Regions from separate parts of the Homo sapiens genome. Here regions 1 and 2 are each linked to region 3. Evidence: chromatin loops called from intact Hi-C (ENCODE). Cell type or tissue: PC-3. All regions are shown on one strand.

The links. Hi-C counts contacts between places; a loop is a spot of excess contacts. Peaks named below come from ENCODE experiments on the same cell type or tissue, not always from the same donor. Only the 100,000 strongest peaks of a DNase experiment are listed, where the experiment ranks them.
Region 1: it touches region 3 in a loop (3-fold over the local background); 2 of 110 quality-filtered maps call a loop at or near these places.
Region 2: a loop joins it to region 3, with 3 times the contacts of the local background. A loop is called at or near these places in 2 of 110 quality-filtered maps.

The regions. Positions count from the first base shown.
Region 1 is chr13:73,595,089-73,603,088 of GRCh38, forward strand. All of the region lies in intron 2 of LINC00393 (long intergenic non-protein coding RNA 393), which reads right to left. LOC128966561 (a long non-coding RNA gene) reads right to left here and starts at 431. Exons shown (of 4, transcript XR_001749905.2): 1 at 344-431. LOC105370256 (a long non-coding RNA gene) reads left to right here. Exons shown (of 7, transcript XR_942064.1): 2 at 414-603. In PC-3, no CTCF peak of the experiment used is centred here; DNase peaks (open chromatin) are centred at 3,443, 4,843 and 7,403; H3K4me3 peaks cover 477 bases; H3K27ac peaks cover 6,022 bases.
Region 2 is chr13:73,539,642-73,547,641 of GRCh38, forward strand. LINC00393 (long intergenic non-protein coding RNA 393) reads right to left here. Exons shown (of 4, transcript NR_184171.1): 3 at 7,159-7,200; 4 at 6,260-7,033. Among named protein-coding and RNA genes, the nearest start is that of LINC00392, 21 kb to the right of the region's middle. In PC-3, a CTCF peak has its summit at 4,747 (motif pointing left); a DNase peak (open chromatin) is centred at 3,020; H3K27ac peaks cover 1,746 bases.
Region 3 is chr13:73,669,759-73,677,758 of GRCh38, forward strand. No RefSeq gene overlaps it. Among named protein-coding and RNA genes, the nearest start is that of LINC00393, 12 kb to the left of the region's middle. In PC-3, no CTCF peak of the experiment used is centred here; DNase peaks (open chromatin) are centred at 3,033 and 7,573; H3K4me3 peaks cover 533 bases; H3K27ac peaks cover 7,350 bases.

The DNA.
Region 1 (8,000 bases), 75 kb before region 3:
CCTTTAATTAAAAAAGATCTTGGCTGGGCACAGTGGCTCACACCACTGTGGGAGGCCAAGGCACTTTGGGAGGCCAAGGCAGGAGGACAGTTTAAGCCCAGGAGTTTGAGGCCAGCCCTGGCAACATAGTGAGACCCTGTCTCTACAAAAAATAAAAAAAAAGTAGCCAAGTGTGGTGGTGTGCACCTGTAGTCCCAACTACTTGGGAGGCTAAGGTGGAAGGGTCGCTTGAGCCTGGGAGGTCGAGGCTGCAGTGAGCCATGATTACACCACTGCATTCCAGCCTGGATGACTGAGCAAGACCCTGTCTCAAAAACAAACAACAACAACAAACAGATCTTACATTCGGTCTGTAAAATGTTGCTTGCTGCCAAAGGTGGTGATTTCTTCTCTTCTTCCATTGATGATCACAGGGGAAAGGAACCCATCACCATATTGTGCAAAGTTAAGTGTACAAAATGGACTGTTAAAGAATATATTTTAAAACCTGAGAGAAAATAAATGTCTGAACCCAAATCAGAGAATATAAATGAGTGACAACTCAATGAGGAGAGGAAATTCCCAGCAAAGAGATTGTGACAGCATGAGAAAAAAAAGATGAGGGTAAGTAAAGGAACTGATAGGATGTCACTATGTGGGTAAAAAGGTAGGGAGAGGAGAAAAGATATATATGGATATGCATAAAATATTTCTGGAAGCATCCATAAGAAATATTGTTTGCTCCCAAATAGTGATATTGAGTTGAGGGAGATTGAGAAATAGGAAGGAGATTTTTCACTACATGCTCTTTTTTGTGTGTTGAATTTTATAAAATCTAAGTTAAAAATAAAAATAAAATGCTGGGCCAGCTATGGTTGCTCACACCTATAATCCCAGCACTTTGGAAGGGTGAGATGGGAGGATTGCATAAGGCCAGGAATTCAAGACCAGTCTGGTCAACCAAGTGAGACCCCATCTCAAAAAAAATAATAAAATGCAAATGAAGAGACTAACGTGGCTCTATAAGTATCCCTTGAACACAGAACTAAAAGATATAACAGTAATAGTAATAACGAAGTTTTGTATATGTCTGAAATACATAATTTATAAGGTGTTCTTGCATGTATTATGTAATTTAATCATAATTTCATAATGGTGTTCCTTATAAGATGGGATATGATTTAGCTTTATTTGACAAAGAAGCTTAGATTAAGCAACTTGACGCAGGTCGTATGGGTAATAGATGGCACTCGAATGCTTTGACTCCAACCAAGTTCAATACTTCCATCATACAAAAGAGGGCAGGAGAGAAAAATCATCCAGAAACACATGAAGAGCACCCTCAACCTGTTAGAATAGGGTAGACAGAGTAAAGCCCAGATTAAGATAAAGCTAACAAAAATGCAAAACACTGCAAATTTAAATATAGTCAGAACAAGAACAAGAATTTCCTAAAGCCCACTTCCTGTGAAAGATGACAGAGAGAAGATGAACTTGGCCACATTCTAATTTGCTTTTATCATCTCTGTCGACATGATTGGCTGGAAAGAAGGAAGACACTTGAGAAAAACAACTGAAGTCTGAGATTAGTTAAGGGATAAAAAGAGAGTACATAATTACTCTAATGAGCTTGAATCTCATTACCCATTGAGATTACACTCTGGATACAAAATGAGCTTGTGTTAGTGATCTGTGGAGGACAAGAGAGGTGCTGAAAGGCTGAATATATGTACATCTCCAATTTTTAAAGGGATGAAGAAAACAGATCTTGCAAACCACATGCCATAAACTGGGTTTACTATTGACTCTAGAGACAATTCTAGATAGGATTAACAAAGAAATCACTTAGAAACCCTTTAAAATGCCCTAGTCACAGAATGGAATCAATGTTTTAATTAGATTATATATTAGTTTGCTTGGGCTGCCAAAATAAAATACCACACATTTGGTGATTTAAGCCACAAAAACTTATTTTGTTGTAATTCTGGAGTCTAGAAGTTTGAAACCAAGGTGTTAGCAGGGTTGGCTTTTTCTGAGGCCTCTCTCTTGGCCTACAGATGGCTGTCTTTTCCCCATGTCTTCACATGGCCTTCCCTTTGTACCTGTGTTTAAATTTCCTCTTCTTGTTAGGACACCCATTATATTGGATTAACCTACCTTGATGACCTCATTTTAACTTAATTACCTCTTTAAACACTATCTCCAAGGTCAGTTACATTCTGAGCCACTGGGGAGCTAGGACTCTAATATAGGAATTTTGGAAGGCTACAATTCAGCCCATAACAGATTTCTTTTTATTTTTAATGATGATATAGCTGAAAACAGAAAAACAAAATATGTTTTTTTTTTTTAACTAAGATGGATGGCTGGTGTGTTAGAATCAAATGGAGTATTCTTCCAAATTATATTCCCTGCTCCTACGCCACACATAGAGATTCTGGTTATTCAGTATTCTCCTCCAAAATTCTTGATACAAACATATATGATCACCTTTGATCACATAGTAAAGGAGAGGTGAGGATATGATTTCTTGATCCTCAAACTTCAGGGCAGGGATAGTGGTGGCAGAGACCAAATGTCTGAGATGTACCTGCAGGCAAGAAAGGAAGGTCCCTGAACCATCTAGGGCTGGGAAGAGGCCACAGGACATAATAACAGAAAGTCCTGAAAGGGCCTTTAATGACTGGAGCTGTACAGTAAATGGACAGGAGTCTTCTTAAGATAATGAGTTCACTACAGAGGATGGATAGAGTTGTAGGTGGGATTTGTATTGAGGATAAAGTGTTGATTTAGCTTCTACTACCAATCTATTGATTCTATCATTTATGATTCTCTTATCATTGAGATAAGAAAATTAAATATAGAGAGATTAGTTTTCTTAAAGGATAGGTCCAAATTCAGAGGCTACACCTGAGATTGTACATTGATAGAAGCCTATTTTATACAGTCACATACTGAAGAAGGATGTTTTAGTTAAAAATGGACTGCACATATTAATACAATGGTGATCCCATAAGATTATAATAGAGCTGAAAAATTCCTATTGCCTAGTGGCATCATAGCAGTTAAATCATTGCACAATTATTTTTTGTAAATTTAGTGTAGCCTAAGTGTACAGTGTTTATAAAGTCTGCAGTAGTGGACAGTAATGTCCTAAGCCTTCACATTCACTCACCACTTACTCACTGACTCACCCAGAGCAACTCCCAGTCTCACAAGCTCCATTCACGGTAAGGGCCCTATATGGGTGTACCACTTTTTATCTTTAATACTATTTTTTTGCTATACCTTTTCTATGTTTAGAAACAAAAACACTCCACACTGCACCACAGTTTTCTACAGTATTCAGTATAGTTATATACTATGCAAGTTTGTAGCCTAGGGGCCATAGGCTATGTCACATAACCTAGGTATGTAGTATGCTATATCATCTAGGTTTTTGTAAGAACACTCTCCAATGTTTGCACAATGACAAAATCTCCTGACGACACATTTCTCAGAAGGTATCTCCATCACTGAGTGACTCATGGCTGTATTTGCATGACTCTTTACTGTATCCAAAGTGGTTCACAAACCGTATATCCACTATTAACATTATCTCCTTTAGTTATTCACTGGTCAGATCATTCCAATCTAGTTTCCCTTTCCACTACTCTACAGAACTGTTTTTTAAAAGTAACCCTCTATTTTTTACATAAAATAATGATTTTCATTTTTATCTCACCAGACTCAAACTCTTTGCATTCCTGTCTTCCACAACAGCACACATTTCTAGTGATATTCCCATTTCTCTGACCATTCCTTTTGATTTCCTGTTGCCATTGCAGGATTTTGAGCCTTAAAAAGTTGGGGCTTCTTGGGGTTTTGTCCTTTTTCCTGTTCAATTCTTAAGCTCCATATTCTCTTTGAACAATCACATCTAAATCCACAGTCTCAACCAACAACTGCTTACCAACATTTCCCAAATATCTCCAGCCAAGTCATTGCTTTTGACCTCCAAACCAGTTTTTCCAACTGTATATGGAATGTCTTTCACTTGGATATCCCAGAGGATTTTTGCATCTGCATGGACAAAATGGAGTAAATCTAGCCTCCTAGTTTCCCTTTTGCTCCTGTTGGTGTTCATAGTGTTGTTGGATTACAACGTTGTTTTCAAACTTCCAAGCCATTCACATGGAGATTATTCCAGATTTTCTCTATTTCACACTCATAGTCAGTCACGAAGTCCTGTCATTTCCTAATCATCTCTTGAACCTGTTCCCTTTTGCTACTTCCTCTGTTATTTCCCTATCTCCAGTATTTATCATCTTTTGCTGGACTAGCGCAATAACCCAATGCAGTCATAGATTTCATCAGTCCAACCTCCACATCACAGCCCAAGGTGTCTTTCAGAAACACAAACCTTATGGCGCCACTACCCTGGAACTATTGCTCATCATTTTCTTTGGGATTAACAAAGAAGCTTTACACTGGCATGGAGTATATTCTGGCACATTTCTACCTTGCTAGCTTTATCACTCACCCCTCCTACCTCGACACCACATTTTATCTAGCAAGTCAGCCTATGCTCTGGATAGCTCTGGTCTTACATCATACTCTACCACATCTCTGGGCACTTACTGCCCCTTCTCTTGACCATTTTTCTCATTTTCTCTTCTACTCAGCTCAGACAACACTTCTTTTCTGACATCTTTACTAGCTGTTTTTCCCACCTGAAAAATTAGGAATCTCTTCCATACTTCATGAAGCTCCCACAGATTTCTGTATTTGTCCTTTCATTCTGTATTTTAATAGTCCCTGTATTTATCCCTTTCAAAGGTATAGGCTCCTTAGGGAGGTACCACATACCAATCCTCTTTATAACTCAGAAACTTAAACAATGCCTGAGTTATGGTGGATTGCAAATATTTGTTGAATGATTAAAATATGTTCTGCATAGAAAAACATACTATCCACAATTTTTTTTTTTTTTCGAGATGGAGTCTCGCTCTTGTTGCCCAGGCTGGAGTGCAACGGCGTAGTCTCGACTCCCCACAACCTTGGCCTCCTGGGTTCAAGCAATTCTTCTGCCTCAGCCTCTCGAGTAGCTGGGATTACAGGCATGCGCCACCACGACTGGCTAATTTTTTGTATTTTTAGTAGAGATGGGGTTTCTCCATGTTGGTCAGGCTGGTCTTGAACTCCCGACCTCAGGTGATCTGCCCTCCTCGGCCTCCCAGAATTGGCCCACAGTTTTGTTTTGTTTTTTTTTTTAACTGTACTCTCACTCTGTCGCACAGACTGGAGTGCAGTGGCTCAATTTCTGCTCACCGCAACCTTCGCCTTCCGAGTTAAAGCAATTTTCCTGCCTCAGCCTCCCGATTAGCTGGGATCATAGGCACATGCCACCACACCGACCTAATTTTTGTATTGTTAGTAGAGATGTGGTTTCACCATGTCAGCCAGGCTGGTCTCGAACTCCTGACCTCAAGTGATTCACCCATCTCAGCCTCCCAAAGTGCTGGGATGTATAAAAACTGATTGATTCCCATTCAAGAGTGTGAATGCAGCTCATATATCTTTGACAGGCATGCCTGGATTTCCTGAGATGAGTGGCCTCTTAACATTCTGGTATTGCTCTTGCCCGCTACTACCATGGCTTTAGTAGCAAAAAAAACAGGCAAGGCTTTGGGAGGCACCCTGATGTTTAATCATCACCTGGGTTATACTCAATGCCTGACTACATAGATACCCCAAACTCCACTCTCACTGACTTTCACAAGAGATAATGAAGAGGATTTTTTTTAAAGGGGGTATGGTAGGTGGGGAACAAATTTATAAAAGGAGGTAGAGAGAGCTCTGTGGAGAGGTTCAAGATCAGAAAATAGGCAGCAGAAGTTCAGCTGTCTAGAGAAGAAGGGAAGCATCACACACCATGCCTCCTAGCTGCAAGGGGAGCTCAAAAAACATCTCACAAAACCCCTGTCACAAATCCAGAAATGTACCAGAAGGGAGACACTGCACCTCAACCTAGCTGGGCAAGAAATTCAGAGACAGACTGTGGCATATCTCACCCAAAAGTGGGTTATTTGTGACATTAAAGGAAATTGCCAAACAGGTAACCCAAGGCACGCTGAATGCCTGCAGGAAAGCAGCAGGAACAAGTTCATGCTGCAGCAGAGTCAGGTGCATGGGCACTCTGAACACCACGATGGTTGGCAGTCCAAAATCATGGCTGGCAAACTAAGGCCTGTGGGACAAATATAGCCCAAGGCCTATTGCTGAATAGCCTGGGAGTGAAAATGATTTTTGTCTTAAAAATATTATATGTATTTAAACGATGAGCATGGAATAGAGACCATATGACTGCAAAGCCACATTTGCTATCTGGCCTTTTACAGAAAATCTTTGCCAACCCCTGTACAGACTCTCTCTGTACAGCTAAGTCTTATATCATACCCAGATCCAGAATAGTTTACAGAAATGCACTCACTGGGATGAGATAGTTTTTTAAAATGTTGAAATTATTATGGCCAACTTGGAGTTCTCCATGTGAAAGATTAAAGAGTAGACTTTATTATCTTGCTTCTAAGGATACTCTTGCTCTGAAGCGAGTTTCTAGTGTGGAGAAAGCATAGGACAAGAAATCAGGAGATCTGGCTTCCAGTGACAACATCAAGATTGGTTGAGGATCTTAGGCAGCTCACTTAACATCACTGTATTCTAATTTCCTAATCTACCAAACAGGGATAATGTCTACCTTACTCTCCTCACATGGTGGTGGTGAGGATACCATGAGATGACAGATACAGTATGCTTTGCAAAGTTGAAAGGGAAATACAAATAGACGTATTATGAATAATGACATCATCAACCCTTAATTATGGCTACTTTGGGGGAAGATGAAAGACATGGATAAATTAAGTCATTAGTTATTAGTAGAACTTTCTACTTATTTTTTATCTCTTTCCTCATTAAATCTTTAATAACACAAGTGTCAGGATGGATTGAGTTTAAAGTTTTCATCCTTTAATTTGATAAGTGTATGTTTTGTTGATTGTGTATTTTGTGCTCAGTACCTATGGGAGGAGTGAAAATTAACAATGAATGGCTCCAATACAGTAATTAAACTTAGAGGAGGGAGGAAGTGAGAAGCCTAGAAAATTTAAAAGAAAAAACTAAACAAAACCCCAAAAAGCCCACTTTATTATCAATCTCACTATCAAAACCTATTTCTTTAAAGCTGGTTAAAATAGTTTCTATTTAGAATCGAAATCAAAGTTAACCTCCTTGGCAGCACCACAAACTCAGATATACTTACTCTTTTCTATATCAGAGGCAACACTGTTTTTCTCTGTTTCTTTCCCTTTCCTTTTTCTGAGCATACAGAAAGACTGCATTTCCCAGTGTTCCTTACAGTTAGGTAGGGACATGTGACTAAGCCTGGATAATGAGCTTAAACCTGAGGGACCTGAGTCACTTCCGGGCCAGAGGATAAAAGAAAGATGTAAGTTTTTTTCTCTCGCCCTGCTCTGCTTATCACAGAAGCTCCGTATCAAGATGACAGAGCTCAGCCTGGTACTGGTACAAAAACAGACTCATAGACCAATGGAACAGAATAGAGAACCCAGAAATAAGGTTACGCACCTACAAGTATCTGATCTTCAATGAGTCTGACAAAAACAGGTGATGGGGAAAATACTCCCTTTTCAATAAATGGTGCTGGGAGAACGGGCTAGCCACATGCAGAAGATTGAAACTGGACCCCTTCCTTACACCATATATAAACATTAACTCAAGATGGATTAAAGACAGTAAAATTCAAAATTATTAAAACCCTGGAAGACAATCTAGTCAATACTATTCAAGACATTTTCAAGGAGGCACATTTATCTAAACAAAAGATAAGAAAAGTGGAATGAAAGGACATATGTTTAAATATAATCAAAAGTTGCTATCAATAGAGAGGGAAAATAATGGGAAGGGGATGAAGGGAGAAAATAATAATAAATAATAAAATGATAAAATGAAATAAAACTGCT
Region 2 (8,000 bases), 130 kb before region 3:
TATTGAGGTATAATCAACATATTATAAAATTATCAAAGGGCATAGTTTGGTGATTGTCAGTAAGTTTACGTAGTTGTGCAACAAGCTTCAAAGCATTTCTATCAACCCAGAAAATTTGCTCACGACCATTGGCACCTGTTTTGTTAAATTTATTCTTAAGTGTCTTACTATTTTTTATGTTATTTGGAATGAAATCATTTTCTTAAGTTATTTTCTATTGTTTGCTAATATTTAGACATACGACTGATTTTTTGTTTATCAATCTTGTATTCTGTAACCTCGCTGAACTTGCTTATTAGTTCTATTAGCTTTTTGCTCTGTTTTTGTGTATTTCTTATGATTTTCTACATTTGGGATCATGTTGCCTGCTAATAAAGACAGCTTTACTTTCTCCTTTCCAATTTGCATGCCTTTAATTTTTTATTTCTGCCTTGTTACCTCGACTAGAGGCTCCTATACAGTGTTACGTAGAAGTTGTGCGAGTGGACATCCTTACTTGTTCTTTATCTTAAGAGGAAAGCAGTCAGTATTTCAGCATTGGATATCATGTTAGCGCTGGTATTTGTTTGTTTGTTTGTTTATAAAATATTCAGAACAGGTGGAGGAAGTTCCCTTCTATTCCTTGTTTGTTCAGCGTTTGTATTGTGAATGGGTATTTGTCTTGTCAAATGCTTTGGCTGAATCTACTGAGACGATCATGTAGATTTTTCCTTTGTTCTACTAACATGATGTATTACATGGATTCATTTTCAGGTGGTATACCAACTTTGTCTTCTTTGGTAAAGCTGGATTTCCGCTAGCTGAATTTTAAGCTGGTAGAATTACTGCCATGGTTTATGGCATTTTTATATGTATTACTTTTTTATATGTTGCTGGATTTGGTTTGCTAATATTTTGTTAAAGATTTTTCTATCTATATTCACGAGGAACACCATTCTGTAGTTTTTGTTTCATGATGTCTTTGGATAACACTAACCTCATAGAATGAGTTGGGAAGTGTTCCCACGTCCTCTATTTTCTGAGTAAATTTGAATAGGAACGTTATTATTTCTTCCCTAAATATTTGAGAAAATTCACCATTCTGGGTGATTTTGTTGTAGGGGTTCTTAGGTTAAGCACAGAGGATTAAGCACAGAGGGGCTGGCTCTTGGGGGCTGGAAGCTACAAGCCTACCTGGTATTTTTTTTTTCTGTGTGTTTGTACCCCACCTCAAAAAGAGAGAGAATGAAAGAAAAATTTGTTTACTGTGCCTCCACCCCACACTTGCTGATGTCTCTAGGACTTTGACATATATTATTTGTATTTTACTGTGAGCGAATTTTAGATGTTGTCTTATAGGGGCAGGTTTTGATAGGAAGAAAGTATGAGCACACTAGGCCACTGCAACTGAGATGTTACCAGGAAAGAAGGGGCATAGGACTGCGAGGACAAATTACAATTTCTTCATTTTACTCATAAACAGTCACGTCAGGCAGAGTCAGAAAGCAACCTGCTACCTTTTGTGAAACTATGGGCAACTCGTGGCAGTAGTTTAGCCAGCTTAAAATCCAGCTAGTGGATCAGCAAGATCTGAAGTTTGGGACCAATTATTAAGACTGAACCTAAAAAACAGGTTGAAAGCCACCATTGGATAAGGACTCTTTTCAGATTTCACCAGGTCAGGAATATTAATATTTTCTGTCAAATCTGTCCACAGATATTACTATGAACAGAAATCGCTGAGGTCTACTGACCTTTGAGATGTAAATAAAATGCAACTTGACCATAATCCAGGTGAATTTAGTACGTGTGGAGCCTCCGAACTTTCCTGTCTTTCTTTCTAGAGCAAGGGTAAACAAAGATTTTCTGTAAATGGCCAGATAGCAAATATTTTCAGCTTTTCAGGCCATACAGTCTCTGTCACAACCACTCCATTCTGCCATTGCAATGCAAAGCAGCTAGAGGAAACATACCGAGATGAGTGTGTTTGTATTCTAGTAACACTTTCTTTCTAGAAGTAGATGGTGGGCCAGATTTGGCCCCTGGGTATAGTTTTCAGATACCTGTTTCAGAAGATGAAGATGGTTCACTACTACCTGCTGTCTTAGTCCGTTCGGGCTGCTATAACAAAATACCACATACTGGGTATTTCTTTCAACAATAAATTTCTATAGGCAATATAAATTTATTTCTCACAGTTCTGGAGGCTGGGAAGCCCAATATCAAGGCACCTTTAGAATCAATGTCTGGTGAGGGCCTGTTTCTTGGTTCATAGATGGTATCTTCTTGCTGCATTCTTACCTAGAGGAAGGGATGAGGCAACCCTCTGGGACCTCTTTTTTTTTTTTTTTTTGAGAGTCTTGCTCTGTTGCCCAGGCTAGAGTACAGTGGTGCGATCTCGGCTCACTGCAAACTCTGCCTCCTGGGTTCAAGTGATTCTTCTGCCTTGGCCTCCCGGGTGTCTGGGATTACAGGCGTGCACCACCACGCCTGGCTGATTTTTGTATTTTTAATAGAGATGGGGTTTCACAATATTGGCCAGGCTGGTCTCGAACTCCTGACCTCATGATCCACCTGCCTTGGCCTCCCAAAGTGCTGGGATTACAGACATGAGACTCCACACCTGGCCAGGACCTCTTTTGTAAGAGCACTAATCCCACTCAGTGAGAGCTCTGCTCTCATGATCTAATCACCTCCCAATGGACCCATCACCTAATATCATCACACTGGTGATTAGATTTCAACATATGAAATTTGGGGGAGTTCAAGCATTCAGACCATAGCACCTGCATGTCTCTGGTTCTTAGCCCTTTCTTCTGCTGAATTATTTCAGTTTATTGGACATTTTATCATCCCATGAATCTCTCTCTGTTCCATGGGTTTTAAGGCTAAAAATGGAGCCCAGGCAGCCTGCTTGGAAGCTTATTTACACTGAGATCCACTCAGGCACCTATGCCTAACCATGAGATGTATCCCTTTTTGGTAACTTGCTTGGCATACTCCAAACTGTTATATAATTCTCAGCTGACTCACCCTTTGCAGTGTGGAAAACAGGTTGTACCACCTTGTGCTAAAGGAAGCAGGAATGAAACTGATGTCTTCTCAGCAAATTCTTGGAGTAGGGGGGTAGACAGATTGGGTTCCATATATTACTCTATAAACTAACAGTTGTCAAGCTAGTACTTCAGATTAGGCTGGTCTGCTATCAAGTTGTCTTCTTTAACTGAAAAAGTATGGGTTACTCTAACACTTGGAATGCAAAAAATGTCACATTTCCCCATTTTGCTAAATTATATTAAATATAGATTGAGCTTTTTATTTTTCAAGATTGATGAGAACTTCAAACTTAGTGATTTTCAGAACCCTCATTATCTACCTTGGGCTAAGGACCTCAAGATTTGGGGGTACAGGATGATGGAGGACAACAGCATCATTCCTCAATCTCTGTTTACTTGTGGCTGCCACAGCCCATGTTTCAATGGCTTGTTCACAGATGGACTGCTCTCTGGCAGTTCCAATTTTTCCAGCCACACGTGACTTGGAGACCCTCATCAGAGCTTCCTAGGTCACAGGACACAGTTCTTAGTCCTCTCAGCAATAAGGGGCTGCATTTTAATGGCGCTGACCTATGTCACTTGTGCACCCTAAGCCCCTTTTTCTCCTCAGTTGAAGAGTCAAACCAATTTACCAGTAACCTAGTTGTTCCCTTCCCAAATATTAAATCAGCAAGCCTCCAAAGCCTTTCTTTTTCAGGTGATCCAGTTTATTTTTATTTCTTTATTTTTAATTTATTTTTAGAGATGGGGTCTTTCTCTGTCACCCAGGCTGGAGTGCAGTGGCAAGATCATAACTCGCTGTAACCTCCAACTCCTGGGCTCAAGCAATCCTCCCACCTTAGCCTCCTGAGTAGCTAGGACTATAGGTGTTCACCACCATGCCCAGCTGATTTTTAAATATTTTGTAGAGGCAGGGTCTTACTATGTTGCCCAGAATGGCCTGAAACTCCTGGCCTCAAACCATGCTCCTGTCTCAGCCTCCCAAAGTGTTCGCACCACTGCACCTGGCCTCAGGCAATCCAGTCTAATATTCTTGTTGGGCCCAGAATTTTAAAGGCAGAAATTGTTTGTCTCACATAGTGATTTGTTTTGTTTTAATTAAACTTCAATACCTTTAGACTGGACACGTAATCTCCAGTTGACAATCTCCACCACTCTCTATTATCTTACTCCAACTAGTTTTCTTTCTTTATTGCCCTTACTGTCTAGTCTTGGAAGGGAGGTGGAAGAATTACTTTAGTTTCTTCCTTAAGAGTTTATAGTAAGAAATGATACAATTTGATTTCTCTATAGAGTATTTTACTACATAAATTTTTGAACAAACCACTGTGTTATAGAGTCTATTTATTCTAGCCCGCTTGCTCTCAAGGTGTGGCCCATGAATAAGAAGTCTCAGTATCTCTTGGGAACTTGTTAGACATGCCAGCCCCCACCTCAAATCTACTGAAATAAAATCCTGGGTGTGGGCTCCGCAATCTGCACTTCAACGAGCCCTCTAGGAGATTCTGATGCATGTGCAAGTTGAAGAACTCCTGTTCTAGAATGTCATATGCTTTGGGTACAATAATCCATAGAGAAAGATCTGTCATTTAGAACTATTGGTAACTCCTCAGGTAAGTCCTTAGTTCTCTGTTTTTTTCCTTCCATACTCTCTTGGAGTGCATATTCTCTCAAAATTTTAATTGATGCCCTCTTGTGGCTATGAGAATTCCCAGGTATATCACTATATCCCAGATCTATTATTTTCTTTCTTTCTTTTTTCTAAATCATTGTTTCATTCCAGGAAAACTCAAATTTAATATTCTGACATTATTGGAAACTACATTCGTCATTTGTACCCCATAGCAATTTATCTTCCCTCTTTTCCTCTTTATCATCAGTGGGGAAAAGTAAGCTGAATGAGTCACTTATCTCAGGTGAAAAACTTAAGGGGGCAATAAAAAATGTCAATAATCAAGACAAATAATATTTTAACGAAATTTTTTAAAGTTAAGATTAATGCAAGAAAATCCGCGATGAGCAAAACTAATTTTTTTTTTAAATAGAACTAGTAACCTTGCTATGCTAAGTCATATTGGAGCTTAAGGCAAAAGGAAAAAAATCAGTAGTATTGATCCTGTCTTTATTTAAAACTTTGATATTTTTTATCATGAATATTTTTGCATATATTTTATCTTAAAAATATTGCATTAAAATACTATCTATCCTGATTATTGTGTTATTTGGTGCTGACTTAAGTTTTATGCCCAAGACAAGTCCTCACCACATCACTGAAGGTTAGAGCATCAGTTTTTCCTGTGCCTTGCATACAAACACAGCTCTTTCAGGAAGGTGCCCCTTACTCTTCTCTGTACAAGAAATCTCTGCTGATTACAGATGGAGCCAGCAGGCAGGAAAGAAAGTTGATTGCATTCAATGATTTGAGAGACACTCAAAGATCACCTGACCCATTAAACTAATTTCCCTCTCCATTAGGTTATAATGGCAAAGTTGATGGTTTGGTTCAAGAAGAAACAAAACACATATTGGTTTCAAAGGGAATACAAGGGAAAATCTTGGGTGTCATAGGTCTCTCTTATATTTGTTCATAAAGTGATTGAGCTCCTGGAGAATAAGTTCCCAAGGAAGAGGAATGTTGAAATATTAATAGAAGGTAGGAGTTCAGGAGAAGACAGGGACCACCGCTTGCCCATAGCTGATGCTTATCTGCACATCGTCTGTTTAGCAACCGCACACTTAGTGTATACTAAACAATCTTAGACTTGCTCACAGGCTGCTTTGTAATTAGTCTCTGGATGAATCACGTGGGTACATTTATCTTCTCCAATTAGACAGTGATTTTAATTTCAGAAATCATGTGTCCTCTCTTTGTTTGGATCCTATTCTTTGAAGAGGATTTTATTAAGGAGCCATTCCAGAAACTTTGTCTAAGTTACATCTGACTTCATTCATTCAGTCTTTTGTTTATTCTGTTCACACACAATACACTTGAGACCAAATAGAATGGAGTAGATATTGAATTAAGTAACTAAGCATTAAAAAGAATTAAAAGCCCAGTTGCCTTCAGTGTTTATTAATTGCTGAGAGCTACATGGAGACAATTTCTACTCTCCAGGAGCTTCTAAAGCAGCGAGTGGATGCCTCCAATACAGATATACATGAATAGCATATATAAAATAACCCAAAACTTTAAACCTACGTATCAAAGCAAATTGACAGTTAAATCACATTCTTAAGGCATAGCAATATTTATTTCATATATTTCCAAACCTAATGTTGCATGCCCCTACAGCCAAGCTCATGGGTCTTTGAAGATGCAAACAGTCTGAGTACAAATTCACTTTTCATGCAAAAACTCCAAAACACAGCCGGCAAATGTGCCCTTCATAAATCATCAAATAGTTTCTTCAGTTGTAATACTATATGAATTAAAATTGTCAAGACTGTTTTCCTTTTATAGCAGTTGATTCAGTATCTTTTAAAGTCCTCAAAGCTGTCAGATTTCTACAGCTTGAACTTCAATAAATAAACTTAGGTTTTCTTTGTATTTAGAGGTTTACAAGAGACTTTCAAGCTCTGACATGTTTAGAAAGTTACCTTAGTAGGTTGAGATTTTATTACTATGATAACTTAACAAGACAGAGGTCTTAAGAGTAATTTCCTCTGTGACTTTCAGAAGAATTTACCATTTATGACTTGAGAGCACTGTCTTACATAAAAACTTATATTTTGGGAGATTATCTTTCAACAGAACATTTATCTCTCTCTATTTTTTATATTCTAGAATGCACTTACAAGTGTATTGGACAGAGAGAGTATCTTTTGGAACATTTTTGCACTGGTGAAAAGTTGTTCCGCTTTTGTAGGCCTTCGTGCCATGAAGTCAGTGAATATGCCAATCCACGCTGCCTGGTTTAGCAACAGGTGAGGAGGAAACTCCACCTCCGTGAAGACTTGTTTGTATTGAGCTGATGAATGGCCATGTGAGACGCCAACAACTGAGGGAAGAAAGTAATTCCCATGTCAACAGGAGTCCCAGGGACTTACCAAAAAAGTCACCTCTATAAACGTCTTCCAGAGGATAATGCCCATTTCCTAAGTTCACCGGGACTTGGGGACTCACCACTCTGTGGTATAGAGACCTCACTGCAGTTGACCTCCAAACCTGTGGGGCACAGAAGAAGAGACAGGTGTAGGTAGAACAGGATATCTGTTTTTATGTCTCTCCTGGCTACAGAAGACTCAGCAAAAGTGTACCTGGATGTCCAACACAAGGGAGGGCTCATAATGGTATTATGCCTCCACCTTTTGTTACTGTGAAGGCCATGACCAGATGGGAGGAAGGTACCTTCTGATGACATTACTGTCCTAGAGAACATTTGAGTAGGTAAGAGGAAGATGCCATGGTCTTCAATATTGTTTTGTACCATAGTATATATAACAAATCATGAAGCAAGTTAGAGTGGTATGAAGTTAACAGGAACTTTTTATTTTGAAAGTTTTAAAATGATCACCAAGAATTATCACAGTAGAAATGGGAGAGAAAAATTAATATATGTATATTAATTTTATAATCTACTATGTAATGTAATAATCTGTATGTGTGTGCATGTTTGTGTGTGTTTTGCTTTGTTCTCAGCTATTTCTCTGACTGTTGTCCTTTTGGGGTTTATCTGCTCCCACAATACCTGCTGAGGATGAGTCAATCCTCTCTCAGTTGGATATAATTTGTAGCCACATTATCCTGTCTAATAGGAGCAAAAAGCAACCAGAAAGATTTCCTGAGGAATTGCTGGCACATGCAAATGGGAAACTGGTCATTTTAATTTTGGTTGTCATGACGTTTCTTCAATTACCTCATTGACCTGAATCATCACACTTCTTTACACTGTTTTCAGCCTTATTGTCTGGAAAATACAGACTTGTTTTCTTATTTGGATAGCCTAAGGAAAAACCATGAGCAAG
Region 3 (8,000 bases):
TAAGATGAAACCACCATTCACTTAAAAAATGTAGTATCTTCCTCATTGGCTTTCTTGCCGCACTACAAGTTATTGACTCCAAGACCCAAGTGTTCTTTTCAAAGTCACTTCTGATATTACCACCTTTCGACTAAAAATCTTTCAATGATACCCAACAGTTCCTAGGAAGAAAAAATACTTTACCAAGACATTCATGGTCTACGTTGCTCTTTATGATTTACTCCTGAGCATTCATTGCCAATCCTAGCTTCCTACTGTATAGCAGTAAAGTGGTTTTAGGAATTGGCCCTTGCTTCAGAGGCAGCTCCTGCTTAGTCCAGAAAATCATGTTATGCCCCTTGTCAATGATTGATTTGGGAAACCTGGGCTGAGACAATTAATGCTGAGCATTTGCCTGGAGACATTTACTGGTGGAGCCGTGGATGTGGTATCTAAGTTGAGCCAATCTAAGACCGAAATGAGGAAGTTTATTCCATGAATAAGAGCGTTCTCTCTTTTCATGTTGAGGTAAACAACAGCAACAAAAATGTGGCCTTGAGTATTCCTGGCCACCACCTTAATAAGCTAAAATTGATGCTGTGGAAGGCAAAGCCGAATGACAAACCAACCAAGACTGAACATGTCATGACTTACCTTATTTTTTAAAACTGATTTGAAATTATTCTGAACATTATCAGGCTCTTCATGATACAGTTTCATCTTCCTCTCTCCTTATTTGGCCTCTTGCTCTCAAAGTGTTGTCTGCGGAGCAGCAGCATGGATCATCAAAGAATTGGTTAGAAACACAAACCTCAGGCCCACCCTAGACCTACTGAATCAGAATCTGCATATTAGTAAGATCCCTAGGTGATCATATGCACATTAGAATTTGAGAAGCATTTGACTGGGGGGTTCTTAAAATTGTGGTTCCCAGACCAGCAGCATCAGCATCACCTGGAAATTTATTAGGAATACAAATGCTTAGGCCCCACCCAAGACCTGCCAAATCAGAACCTCTGCGAGTAGGGTCCAGCAATCTATGTTTTGATGGCTCTGTGATTTTTCCTCCAATACTGTGGATAGGATTTGCATTTTTAGTTGATGCTGATATTACCTGTTCCTAGGCTATTCTTTGGTATCTACTGCCCTACACTACTGGTTCCTAAAGTTGGCTGCATATTAAAGTCAGCCAGAGAGCTTTAGAAATGACTGATATCTGCATCACACCTCTAGATAATTCTGACTTGATATGGAGTATGACCTGGGCATTGGAGAGTTTTCAGAGCGCCTCAGATTATTCTAATTTTCTCCAATTTAAGGCCATTGATCTATACTCTAGTCATTACTAGATTGCTTTTGCTGTTTCTCTAGAGCCATAGAGCTTTCAGTCTTTTTCTACACCAATCCATTTGTTTTTCCCCTCTCACCTTTCCCATCCCTTGACTGATCCGTATTTGCCTTTGATGAGTCAGTACAGGAGTCACCTATTGCCAATACTTTCCCCTGTTGGCCAAATTTAGATTAAGTACCCATCACCTCCATCATCTACTTATGTGATATACAAGGCTGTTCTCATGTTGTATTCTGCTTTATTTCTTAGGAACTGCCTTCCTCATAGGATTACAGTTTTTTTTTTCTTTTTAGTGTGGTAAGTCAGTCATATACACTATTTCATTTCTTGTGTCTAAACAAGGCCTGCTTAAAAAAAATGGGTGCTCAATAAGTATTTGTTGAATAAATGCATTATGACAGAAATTATGTTTTTTACTTCTTGATTGTCCTTCTGTCTGATAAATATACTAGCTTCTAAAAAAAATACTTGCCTGGTGCCCTGAAGTACATCTATAGTTCCAGGTAATCAGGAGGTTGAGGCAGGAGGATCCTTGAACCCAGGAGTTCAAGGCCCACTTGGGCAACATTGTGAGACCTATCTCTATTTTTTAAAAAATAAACATCTAACCTTTCATAATTGTTCTTAAAGGAATTCCTTTAATTTTAAACACCCCAATAAAACTGGAAAATGCCATATATGTAGGAAATTAAAGCTAGGTAAACTTAGTTAATGCCACTGATTTACTACTGAGTAAGAACAGCACGTTGTATAAATTGAGCTATTTTTCACTGGGGCCAGAATGTGGATTTGACTAAGATTGGATTGCTAGGATGACTATATATAGCATCAATGTGATTAAGAGCCTGGTCTTCGGAGTAGACAATTCAGCTTTGCCACTTACTCATCGTGCGTCTCTAGGTAGCTGCTCGACTTCTTTGAACCTCAATATTGTTACCTCTAAGATCCACATTGTAATGTCTTCCTCACAGAGATATGTAAGGCTTAGATGAGACAATGCTTATCAGGCAAGTAGCACCATATGTGGGATGTGTAAGTGCCCCATGTCTGGGAACCAGGAGCTATTAGGGTATTTCCAAATTCCACTTAGACTTTACCTCCATCTTTGGTAAAGTTTAAGTAGGTACAGTTTACCGCCATCTTTGCTGATCTAATTCTTTTAAAAAATATAAGCATGGGAGCCTTTGCATTTTATATTTAACTCCTGATTATCCAGGGGCAAAAACAGAAAGAAACTGTCTCCAGACCTACTCCCTCCCTGCCACCCACACAAACCTCTGCTTTTACAGCTATTAGTTTCATTTCTTTCCCCAGAACAATAGCTACTTTCCAAAGTAATGAAAACCCCAAAAAGATGGCCGAAAGGAACAGAAGGTTCAGAGGGCTAATCTGTGGATAACTGGCTCATAGGCAGCAAATTATTCATTCTAATCGAGAGTTTCGGGAATGCAGGCCTCCATAGCAGATGCCAAGCTGAGCAAGAGGAAAGAAATCACACAATTTCCCTGGAGGTTGAGTTGAGGCCCACAGCTATAAAATATAGCCTTTTGTGTGCTGAATGCTGAACCGGGACACATTAAGACAAGAGATGTTTATTTATAGGCATCAATAAAGTGAAAGCATAAGCCATATGAACAGAATTGGGCTGGTCAAGGACAGTTAATTCCTGCAAATACCTTGTTACTCATTGAATGTAAATGATCTACTTCTGCATTTTATCATGTTTACACAGTGATATTCTGTGGTGGCTGCTTCCAGGTTTATGTGTGTTTTTAATCTGGGAAAGTCCAGGGTTTATTCAACTCTTATGATGAATGAAAGGTCATTGGTAAAAATCAGGAACCAATCTAAACTGAAAAGATAGCAAGTCTGGCCAAAAGTGTATTAACTTATTTCAATAGTTTCTTTAGAAATCTATCATCTTGACATAAGAAATGGCTTCTCACATTGCAAATAAAAGATCAGAATTGTTTTGGCTATTCAAGGTCTCTCATGGTTTTATATGAATTTAGGATTGTTTTTTCCACTTATGTGAAAAATTTGATTGGAATTTTGATAGGGATTGCACTGAATCTGTAGATCACTTTGGGTAGTATGGACATTTTCACAATATTAATTCTTCCAATCCATGAACACAAAACATCTTTCCATTTGTGTTTTATTCAGTTTCTTCCGTCAGTGTTTTAGAGTTTTCAGTATATCACTTCCTTTGTTAAATTTGTCGATTAAAAATAGCAGATATTTTGATTAAATAAGCATCAACAACACCCCCAAATGGTGCCTTCTGCTTTCATTCGAGTCACAAAGGGTACTTTTGCACAGATGTGCCAGGTGAAAGGGAGTAAAGTGAGAGAGAAATAAGCAGAACTCCAAACTGTAGGTACCATATTTTATTTAAATGATCTATTGACCAATGAAGTAGTTACTGTGCATTAGCCACATTTTACAGATAAAGAACTAGAGAATCAACAAGCTTGACTTATTTACCTAAGACCAACAAAGTTAGTAAGCCACAGGGTGGGGCACCAAACCTTGGTGTATTAGCCTAGTTGAATCCTGAGCCTCCCTCTACAATAATATTTTTATGTTTCTTAGAAGAAAAAATGTTGTGTGTGTGAGAGTGTGTGTTTTCTTTCTTAATTATTATTATTTTTTGAGACAGACTTTTGCTCTTGTTGCCCAGGCTGGAGTGCAGTGGCAAGATCTCAGCTCACTGCAAACTCCGCCTCCCAGTTTTAAGCGATTCTCCTGCCTCAGCCTCTGGAGTAGCTGGGTTTACAGGCATGTGCCACCACACTCGGCTGATTTTGCATTTTTAATAGAGACAGGGTTTCTCCAAGTTGGTCAGGCTGGTCTCGAACTCCCGACCTCAGGTGATCTGCCCGCCTCGGCCTCCCAAAATGCTGGGATTACAGGCGTGAGCCACCATGCCCAGCCGTGTTTTCTTTATTGTACAACTCAACAACTGTAATAGATGAGTTCTTTAGCATATAGTGGTTAAAACATGGGCGAAGTGCTGGGCCCACCTGCTCGTCATGTGACCTTTGACGTATTTGTTTAACTTTGTGGACACCGGCTTCCTTATCTGTAAGCGGCAATAATATTGATAGCAGGATTGTTGAGCAGATAAAAGTAATTATAATAAGGTAAAGCTCAAAGCATAGTGCTTGGTATATGATAAATGCCTCCAAAATGTTGGCTCTTGTTTGTAAGTGCATTTGTCACTTAAGGCTTGGGGTAAGGTGCATATAAAGGATACAAAGATGAAAAAGACAAGATTATTATTCTTGAGGAAACTGGCAAGAAAAGAGAAGGGCATAGAGATTTTAGATATGGCATAGGGGTTTTATTTAATGTAGGAAGAGATATTTGGGGGGGACTGAATTTTTGTATACCAAATAAATTTGTGCTTTACATACCTGAAAAGTAATCATTTGCTATGAATTTCTACACTGTGAAAATTCACCCTACTGAATTCCAGCTCAATAATATTATTACACCTAATATTATGTTCAACGACAGGGAGAAAAAGGTCTCTTCCAAAATGATAGAGTGGTTTAGGAAGTTGCAAAGGATACAGAGTGAATTTATTCAGATATATAATCTGTTTTTACATGCAACATATCTAATGTAAATATTCCTGGCAAGGCATTAGCAATTTTTAAAAGGTTTTATTTATTCTTCTGCTGCCTTGATCTGTTCTCAACCACACCCTAGAGGGACAATGAATCCTTCTAGAGGAAAGGACAGTTTGCAGAAAAAAACTAAAAACATAACAAAAAAAACCCAAGTATTTTACAATTCTCGTAACTTGTGCTTTTGCATTTCTAGTCTTTTCCCCATTGATTCTTTTTTTTTTTCAATTGGCATTTGATAGTGGTTTCCTGATAGCAAACTGAGTAGTGAAAACTAAATAGGTTGATTTGCCCAGAACCCTGAAACAAGATACATACTTTTATTAATGCAATTTATAGGAAATTTCTTTAATAAACATTTTTTATCCAGCTATTTCATCTGGGTATTAGATGGAATAGTCCATCTGAGTATTAGATTGTGTAGACTCTTGTGAAAACATGTGTGTTTTGAAAATTCTTCCTACTCTACTGGGAATTGCTTGTTGAACAAGAAGCCCTTTACTTCTCAGGCAGAATATTCCAGGGCAAAACCATATATTAGGTAAAGATTAGTTTCCAAGACTCTTATCCCTCTTTTATATACCTTCACCAACTTCTCCCTCTACCTCTTGCCACTTCTATAATGCCCAATTTCCACAACTAACCACAAACAGGAGGTCAGTGTTTTTCACTGTCTTTGTTCTCTTAATCCAAACTTGCTCTTCCAAATACATCTACAGATACCTTCATACTAAGGTGTGATGTTTGCCCTTTGAGGCTTATTAATACATGATAAGAAGCCTTAGGCAAATGCATGAAGTCTAACATGTAATTTCAAACACCAACTGAACAAATAGGAATATATATTTACTGAGGAGATGGGCTACAGGGGCATTTTTAGCTGCCTCCCAAATAAACTAGCTGTTAATCTGTGTTGCTGAAGCCAGGTACTGCCTCATACTTAAGTAGGTCTGATCTTTGTCCTAGTATCGTAGAGACCATGCTAACAAGCACAAATATCACGTTCACTTTCCAGGAGATGGAAGAGGAGATGGCCCGAAATGCCTTGCATAGCAATGATATTTATACAAGGGTCTTTGCTTTAGGTCTGATGGAGAACTTAGGAGTCAAGGTCAGTTGTTCTGAGAGAGGTAGAGGGACTGAGTCACCATACACTTGCTCCTTCACTCCAGCGCATGAAACAAAGTTACTCCTGCAGTCTTGGGGAGGAAGCACAGAGGGGCAGAGAGTGGCAGGAATGAATCCTCCGGAATTTATCCTCCTGCGGAGTAAAGTTCTTTCTCTCTATGACCAAGAGGAGGCAGGAATGATAACAAGCCCTTCCTGAAGGCTGCCTTTGTGCCAGGCTCCACACTGAGCCCCTCTGTGAGCTTCATGCATGTTACCCTGTGCACGTCTCACAACACCTGGGGAAGCAGTGTTTTTACCCCATGTGTTAAGATACATCTTCTCCAGCAAGGCATTTACAGGAATCACTCTGCTAGCCAACTGAATAACCAATATCTAAAACCACTTCCACCTGGTCTTAGAGTGAATGATCTTTCCACCGCACTAACACTTTAAATATCAGACTTCAACCTTCTGTCAACAAAGACGAAGGCTGTAGCTCTACCAACATATTTCAGCAACAGTTTCTCTCTTAAACTCTCCATCCTAAAAATGCTCACAGTTACAACATTCTGCCTAGTTCATTTGGTACACCTGGAGAAGAATCCATTTTCAATTTTGGTGGAAAGTCTTATTTTTTTTTTCTCCCTCATGGAGTCAAAAATGCCATCATCACGTTATTTATCATTAACTGACTGAGGCCACTCTCAATCTTCTATACATTTGCCTCAAACATGCATATCTGTGAACTGATGCCAATAGGCCAGTGACATTTTCTAAAATCTAAGGCAGAGAAAGCTTACATCCATTGCATTCTAGAGAAGGGGAACTATAAGAAATCTAATGGGGGAGCCCTTCTTTAGTTGATAAGGTAGTGAAGAGATGCCAAACACTAGGGCCTGCGTGGAGCTTTATGGAGCAGTTAACCTTGAGACTTACCTGTATGTAAAGATAAAACTGCAACTTCTAGTTAACAGATTTATTGAGCTTTACAAATACTTTGGTTTCACTCTTTGTGCTTTTATCTACTTCTGGACTTTATTACTGTTTTCTGTCCAGCTATAGTCTTTATATACACAGACTGCCAGAGATTAAACAGTGAAAAGAAGTCAAAAGATTTCCTTTGTCATCTTGCACGTCCTTAAGGTTTTAATAGACAGGCATACCTTCCACTGATTAGAAATTCACAGAAGATACCACCCCCTCCCCCACATGGATGACAAGCATTTTATGAATCACAATCCTCAGATAAGGGACAAGAAAACATCACCAGAGTGGCTCCCCAAGGTTTTGGTGAAAAATAACTTGCCCACATTTAGCAGTTCATTACGCATACACAACATCTAAGTAAATACTTCATGTGACACAGCCAGTATATTTGTGGATAAATACGTCACAGTTAAACATCATATAAAAGAGACTATTGTTTTGGATGTATGTGAATAATGACACAGCCACATCCGTGTAGAAGATGAAGCAAAAATAAAAATAAAAAAGGAAATGCCAACATTTTTTCAGGCCCCATCTGTGCTGAGTGATTCTAATATTACGGAATCCTTCACAAAAGACAGGAAATGACAATCTTAAAGTAAAAATACATGAATATTGGAAGCAGAAAGAAAACACCAATGAATGGTGTGAGGAGGGTGGCCTGTTCACACTTGCCCTAGCTATGAGGAAGTATTGCATAAAGTCATTCCTTCTTGCTCCTCTAGTGCTGACTGTCACAGGGGCAAGTTACCAATCCATGTGAATGCTATGACTTCAGAAAAAACATTTCTGACTAGAAAATTAAGTTTCTCATTTACAGTTCTACCTACTCAGCAAGAGCGATAGGCAACTTTTGTTTTTTTTACTGGAAGAAAACAATTTATTTCCTGATTGCGGTGAATTCTGTATACCAGAAGCCATTGCGAGTTTCAAAATTC